2 separate regions of the Homo sapiens genome follow, and region 2 is linked to region 1. A link is a contact called in ENCODE Hi-C or POLR2A ChIA-PET data. All regions are on one chromosome and are shown on one strand. Each heading gives the region's core, a stretch centred on a gene start or an enhancer-like site at or near the end of the contact. The rest is flanking DNA. Distances are from core to core; before and after follow the strand shown.

What was found. Hi-C counts contacts between places; a loop is a spot of excess contacts on that map. ChIA-PET counts read pairs that join two places held with the same protein, here RNA polymerase II (POLR2A). Pooled maps may share reads with other maps.
Region 2: a pooled map shows a loop between it and region 1 (4-fold over the local background). The contact joins the enhancer-like site here to the promoter of EIF2B3 in region 1. A Hi-C loop is called at or near these places in 2 of 50 pooled maps. POLR2A ChIA-PET finds 5 or more read pairs at or near these places in 2 of 52 experiments (B cell and activated CD4-positive, alpha-beta T cell).

Annotation. Positions count from the first base shown.
Region 1 is chr1:44,984,757-44,988,094 of GRCh38, reverse strand. EIF2B3 (eukaryotic translation initiation factor 2B subunit gamma) reads left to right here and starts at 1,500. Exons shown (of 12, transcript NM_020365.5): 1 at 1,500-1,602. RefSeq lists enhancers at 1,157-1,206, 917-1,498, 1,457-1,726 and a silencer at 1,277-1,366.
Region 2 is chr1:45,392,581-45,395,918 of GRCh38, reverse strand. The region is part of intron 3 of TESK2 (testis associated actin remodelling kinase 2); the gene reads left to right. Among named protein-coding and RNA genes, the nearest start is that of TOE1, 54 kb to the right of the region's middle. RefSeq lists an enhancer at 1,858-1,927. Within about 2 kb of position 1,523, at least 12 of the 41 ENCODE cell types and tissues checked have a DNase peak (open chromatin) inside an H3K27ac peak, as active enhancers do; they include B cell, where a contact is called at or near this core.

The DNA of each region.
Region 1 (3,338 bases), core at 251-2,750:
AGGCTGAAGTGCAGTGGCACGATCTCGGCTCACTGCAACCTCCACTTCCCGGGTTCAAGCAATTCTCTTTCCTCAGCCTCCCGAGTAGCTGGGACTACAGGCGCACGCCGCCATGCCTGGCTAATTTTTTCTTTCTTTCTTTCTTTCTTTTTTTTTTTTTTTTTGTATTTTAGTAGAGACGGGGTTTCACCATGTTGCCCAGGCTGATCTTGAACTCCTGAGCTCAGGCAATCTGCCTGCCTCGGCCTCCCAAAGTGCTAGGATTACAGACGTGAGCCACCACGCCCGGCCTGCTCGCAGTATCTTATCTTTGTGCTCTTGCTGCAGTTCCCTTTGGGTTCCATGTTTTCCTTGTTCCTTTCCATGCCTAACTGGATTGCTGAGTTAAGTTTATGATTATGAAATAAAAACTAAATTAAAAAAAAAAAACAGGGTCTCACTCTGTCGTCTAGGCAGGAGGAGTGCAGTGGCCCGATCATAGCTCACTGCAGCCTCGAACTCCTGGGCTCAAGCGATCCTCCCGTTTCAGCCTCCTGAGCAGCTGGGACTACAGGCACACACTACCATGCCCAGCTAATTTTTACTTTTGTAGAGACTGGAGGCTCTCTCGCACAGGCTGGTCTTGAACGCCCGGTTTCAAGCAATCCTCCCACCTCGGCTTCCCAAATTGCGGAGATTACAGGCATGAGCCACCATGCCCAGCCGCCCCCAGTTTTGATGGCTAAAGTTAACGTGAGTGGCCCTGTTACAAATAGGAAGTCCCGGGCCGGGCGCGGTGGCTCACGCCTGTAATCCCAGCACTTTGGGAGGCCGAGGCGGGCGGATCACGAGGTCAGGAGATCGAGACCATCCTGGCTAACACAGTGAAACCCCCGTCTCTACTAAAAATACAAAAAAATTAGCCGGGCATGGTGGCAGGCGCCTGTAGTCCCAGCTCCTCGGGAGGCTGAGGGAGGAAAATGGCGTGAACCCGGGAGGCCGAGCTTGCAGTGAGCCGAGATCGCGCCACTGCACTCCAGCCTGGGCGACGCAGAGCGAGACTCCGTCTCAAAAAAAACAAAAAACAAACAACAACAACAACAACAACAAAAACAAATAGGAAGTCCTGGCAACCCCTGCAGGGGCATTCGGTGATTTTTTTCACTAGCTAGCCAAAATTGCGGCTCCCAATGAGCTTTCTTTCACCGAATGTACTCGAAGCCAGGTCTTAGACTTACTCCCTGAGGAAAGAGGCTGAGTTGTTCCGTCTGGGTTCCCGGCACCCTGCACTGGGAGGAATACTCAAAAGGCGTTGGTAATGTGTTAATGGACAGAGGGACACACGTGTCGAATGCTCCTCGGTGGCCCCGCCCCCTCCGGCCCGCCTTCCCTCCTCTCCGCTGAGTGTGCTTCCCCTCCGTCATCCATCGCTCGGCGGTCTTCTCTTCTCCATGGGTCTGCTCTGCGCGTTCCATCGAGTTTCTCGGCCATCGCGCGCCTGCGCCATTGGGCTGTCAGTCAGAGGCGGCGTGGAGATCGCTGGGAGCGGTTGCGGCGTGCCGGGAGCTGAGTTATAGCTGTGACTTCTGCCCTGCCAGGCCGCACACAAGCTGGCTGACCCGGGTGAGCAGTGCGGTGGGGCCACTCATCTGAGGGAGGCGGGCATGTCGAACTGGGCCGAGGTGGACCCGAAGGGGTAGGAGAGGGTGCTGAGCCCCGAAGTTGTCAGCTCGACTCCCTGCTCGACCCGGTGTAGCTGTGTCCGAAGTAGAAGGGAGGTTGGGGATGAGAATCCGAGCCAACCACCTTATGCAACAGATGGAGGAACTAAGTTTCTAATCTCAGCTACTCGAGAGTCTGAGGCAGGAGAATCGTTTGAACCCAGGAGGTGGAGGTTGCAGTGAGCCTAATTCGCGCCACTGCACTCCAGCCTGGGCAACATAGTGAGACTCTCCGTTTCAAAAAAAAAAAAAAAAAGAAAAGAAAAGAAAGAAACGAAGTTTCGGGGAGGGTTCTGCTTAAAGTCACAGCGAGTGAGCGAGCACCAGACCGGTACCAGACGCCTTTAGCACTGTGCCTGCACTCTTTCAGCCTCAGCCCTTCATTCATTTGTTCAGCCTGCCTTTAGTTGTTTGGATGCAGGGCAGTGAAATATAGGGAGGAGCAGTGAGGTCTCTGCCTTCAGGCAGCACACGTGGAATGACAGACCAATTCTGATACAGTTTTCTTATCTATTTACAACTGGAAAAGGCATGAGTGCTATGATGCAGGCAAGTCTGAGATGCGGTGAACACCCTCTCCAAAGCTTGGGAGGCAGCGAGACTCGTTGCCATGATTCCCGTCAGCCATAGTCGTGGCAGTGACATGAGCATTTGACAGTCTGCCTGGTAGCATGATTAGTTATGTTCATGATTACTATTCATGCTTCCTAGGTTGCCTTTCTTCACCCAGGGCCTCCTTGAGAGCTGGAACCTCAGTTCCTAGTGACCTGGGTTCTAATGCCCTTATGCACATGTTTGAGTTTGACTCTTATACAGTTGTGAAGTTCACAGGTCCTCATTCCACTTTGATTTCTGGCATCTGACTGGGAATACAGTGATGATGCACACACAGTCCAAGAAAGTCACTCTTACACTCTTATGTAGACATTTAAGAGACATTAATGTTACACTTAAGTAGACATTTAAACACATACGTGCAATGAAACCCGTAAAGGCTAAGAGAATCTGCACATGGCAGAATGGAAGCACTTCGGGAAAAGGAGTCACTTCTGGAGGGGTGGGAACGGTTAGGAATGGCTTTGTAGGCAAGAGGATTCTTGAGCTGTCTTCAAAGTTTAATAGGTGATTACTAGACACAAGAGAAAGGCAGACTAGGAAGCAACAGTAGCAGTGCAGAGACCAGAATTATGAAGCAGCATGGCTCAATTAGTACGAAGGTTTTCCATAATCTAGTCTCTGTCTAGTAAAGCAAATACAAATATAGTGCTTCTCATAAGATGGACATTATTGGCCGGGCGCGGTGGCTCACGCCTGTAATCCCAGCACTTTGGGAGGCCGAGGCGGGTGGATCATGAGGTCAGGAGATCGAGACCATCCTGGCTAACAAGGTGAAACCCCGTCTCTACTAAAAATACAAAAAATTAGCCGGGCGCGGTGGCGGGTGCCTGTAGTCCCAGCTACTCGGGAGGCTGAGGCAGGAGAATGGCGTGAACCCGGGAAGCGGAGCTTGCAGTGAGCCGAGATTGCGCCACTGCAGTCCGCAGTCCGGCCTGGGCGACAGAGCGAGACTCCGTCTCAAAAAAAAAAAAAAAAAAAAGATGGACATTATTTTGTCTGCTTTACGTAGAATAACAAATT
Region 2 (3,338 bases), core at 274-2,773, 410 kb before region 1:
GACTAACAAGCGTTTATATATTGTCATATGCCAGGCAAGAGAATGGTATCTTGCTGTTAAGAAGCTTGTGGTCTAGTAAAAAAGTTATAAGGCATGTGATAAAACATAGTTAAAGCTTGGAAATGATGCTATAGGAAGGTGATATAGGCTGGGCATGGTGGCTCACACCTGTAATCCTAGCATATTTGGGAGGGTGAGGCAGAAAGATTGTTTGAGCCCAGGAGTTCAAGGTTGCAGTGAGCTGTAATTGCAACACTGCACTCCAGCCTGGGTGACAGAGTGGGACCTTGTCTCAAAAAAAAAAAAAAAGAAAAGAAAAGAAAAGAAAGGAGTGTAAATGGCTGCCTTGGTAGTTGAAGAACATGAGAAGGAAGTATTTGAACTGGTATTTGAGGATGAGTAGAATCTAACTACAGTAATGCAGTGCATAAGATGTTTTGGTCAACAACAGACCGCATACATGATGGTGGTTCCATGAGATTATAATACCATATTTTTACTGTACCTTTTCTATGTTTAGATATGTTAAGATACACAAAACTTACCATTTTGTTGCAGTTGTCTACAGTATTCAGTACAGTAATATGCTGTACAGGCTTGTAGCCTAGGATCAATAGACTCTACCGTATAGCCTGAGGGTATTGTAGGCTATACCATCCAGGTTTATGTAAGTACACTCTATGATTATGCAACCACAAAATCACCTAAGAATGCATTTCTCAGAATGTATCCCCATCGTTAAGTAAGGTATGTGGAAATGAAGAGAGGGGCATTTTAGGTAGTGGGAACAGTCTGAGAAAAGGCAAAGATGTGGAAAAGCTTAATAATGACACTTTATGGGGAATGGTAAATCATGCTATAGAAAAGACTCTAGTCTCTAGACAAAGTCTAGTTTACCAGTAGTATCAGAGTTAAGAGTTTCCTGTTGGGGCCGGGTGCAGTGGCTAATGCCTGTAATCCCAGCCTTTTGGGAGGCTGAGACGGGCGGATCACTTGAGGTCAGGAGTTCGAGACCAGCCTAGCCAACATGGTGAAACACCCCGTCTCTACTAAAAATACAAAAATTAGCCAGGTGTGGTGGCCGCCTCTAATCCCAGCTACTCGGGAGGCTGAGGCAGGAGAATCGCTTGAACTCAGGAGGCAGAGGTGCAGTGAACCAAGACTGAGCCATTGTACTGCAGCCTGGGCAACAGAGTGCGGCTCTGTCTTTAAAAAAAAAAAAAAAAAAAAAAAAAAAAAGAGTTTCCTGTTGGTCTTACTATCTTTAGAGCAGTGATAAACAGTCATTTGTTTAAAGGCTTTGCTACTCACTGCATGTAGTCTGTAGACCAAGCGACATCAGCATCACCTGGGAGTTTAGAAATTCAGATTCTTAGGCCCCATCCCTGACCTACAGAGTGCGAGTCTGCATTTTGACAAGATCCTTCATGGGTTTGTTTCCACAGTGGTCTAAAGTACAAAAGCAATCCTTGGCCTAGTGTGGTGGCTTACTTTGGGAAGCCAAGGCAGGAAGATCACTTGAGGCCAGGAACTTGAGACCAGCCTAGGCAACACAGTGAGACCCTGTCTCTACCAAAAAAAAAAAAAAAAAAAAAGCCAGCTGTGGTGTGTGCCTGTAGTCCCAGCTGCTCAGGAGGCTGAGACAGTGAGACAGGAGAGTCACTTGAGACTGGGAGGTTGAGGCTGCAGCGAGCTTATGATCACACTATTGCACTGTGCCACCGCACTCCAGACTGGGCGACAGAGCAAGACCTTGTCTCAAAAAAAAAAGCAACCCTCCTTCTCAACATGAATCTGTATGTCATATGAAACTAAAAATAACAAAGTTGAGTAATCACTTACTCTCAAAGCACATGCATTAAGAAAGCACCCCCTTCCTGAGTTAAGTAATTCTAGCTGGTATGATTTGGGGTGGGGTATGGGGATAGGGGAATAAAAATCATTCAGAATATAAATTTTTAAGGTCTTGTGACATGACAATGATTTGAGGCTTCATTTCGATTTTTGATATAGTTAGCAATAAAAACTTTAGTGAAAACTTATTGTTGATGTTACGTGCTTTTCTAGGCACATGTCACTTCCCTGTCAAGGATGAGTAATATTTCCTCTTTATAGTATATTGTTTTTTTACAACATTTAGAGTGATTAACTCTGTTCAAGCTCTTTTTTTTTTTTTTTTTGAGACGGAGTCTCACTGTCACCCAGGCTGAAGTGCAGTGGCACAATCTTAGCTCACTGCAACCTCCATCTCCCAGGTTCAAGCTATTCTCCTGCCTCAGCCTCCCGAGTAGCTGGGACTACAGACGCCCACCACCACGCCTGGCTAATTTTTGTATTTTTAGTAGAGATGGGGTTTCACCATGTTGGCCAGGATGGTCTTGATCTCTTGACCTCGTGATCCTCCCACCTTGGCCTCCCAAAGTGCTGGGATTACAGACATGAGCCACTATGCCCGGCCGCTCTTTTTCCAATATAAAGCTAATGCATGTCTCAGCTTGCCAGCTCTGTGACACCACTTTGGATGTGGTGGTGGTTTTCCATTAGGAATGATTTGGGAGAGGTTAGGCAGTAAAGTTGCACGTAGAAGTAGAGTTGTGTGACACGATTGTGATATGGTTATTTGAGTAGAGGGTGGGAAGAAAGCAGACAGAAAACTCTCCTATGAAGCCAGTGCCTGCCTGGATGTGCTATGACATCTCTGTAGATGGTGTGGTCAAAATAATAGTGGGCCTGGGAGGAAGAAAAGCAAGGGTGTGTCACATCCAAACCAGGTCTTTTCAGCTTCTAGAAAAACCCATGATTTTAAAATGTAGCCATTGTTTTTCTAGTAGAATCCTATTGCCTGACTTCTTTATAAATATTTGATTAAAGAAAATCAAATACCTCTTGGCTTTACTGCCTTGTACTTGCCTCTAATGTTCTTTAATGTAACACGAGTTTACATTGTGAAGTTAATTTGGTAATTATTGCTTCTTCATTCAATAAATGTGTGTTTAGCAACTTGTGTACGAAACATTTTGTGTGAGACATTGTATATAGAAACAAATGAGACAAGATCTGTACTCTTAAAAGCCTTGGCCCGGCATAGTGGCTCATGCCTGTAATCCTAGCACTTTGGGAGGCCGAGGTGGGAGGATCACTTGAGCCCAGGAATTTGAGACCAGCCTGGGCAACAAAGCAATACTATCTCTAAAAAATAAATTTTTTTTTTTTTTTTGAGACAGAGTTTCACTCTTGTTGCCCAGGCCGGAGTGCAATGGTGCGCTCTCGGCTCACCACAACCTCCACCTCCTGGGTTCAAGCAATTCTCCTGCCTCAGCCTCCCGAGTATCTGGGAT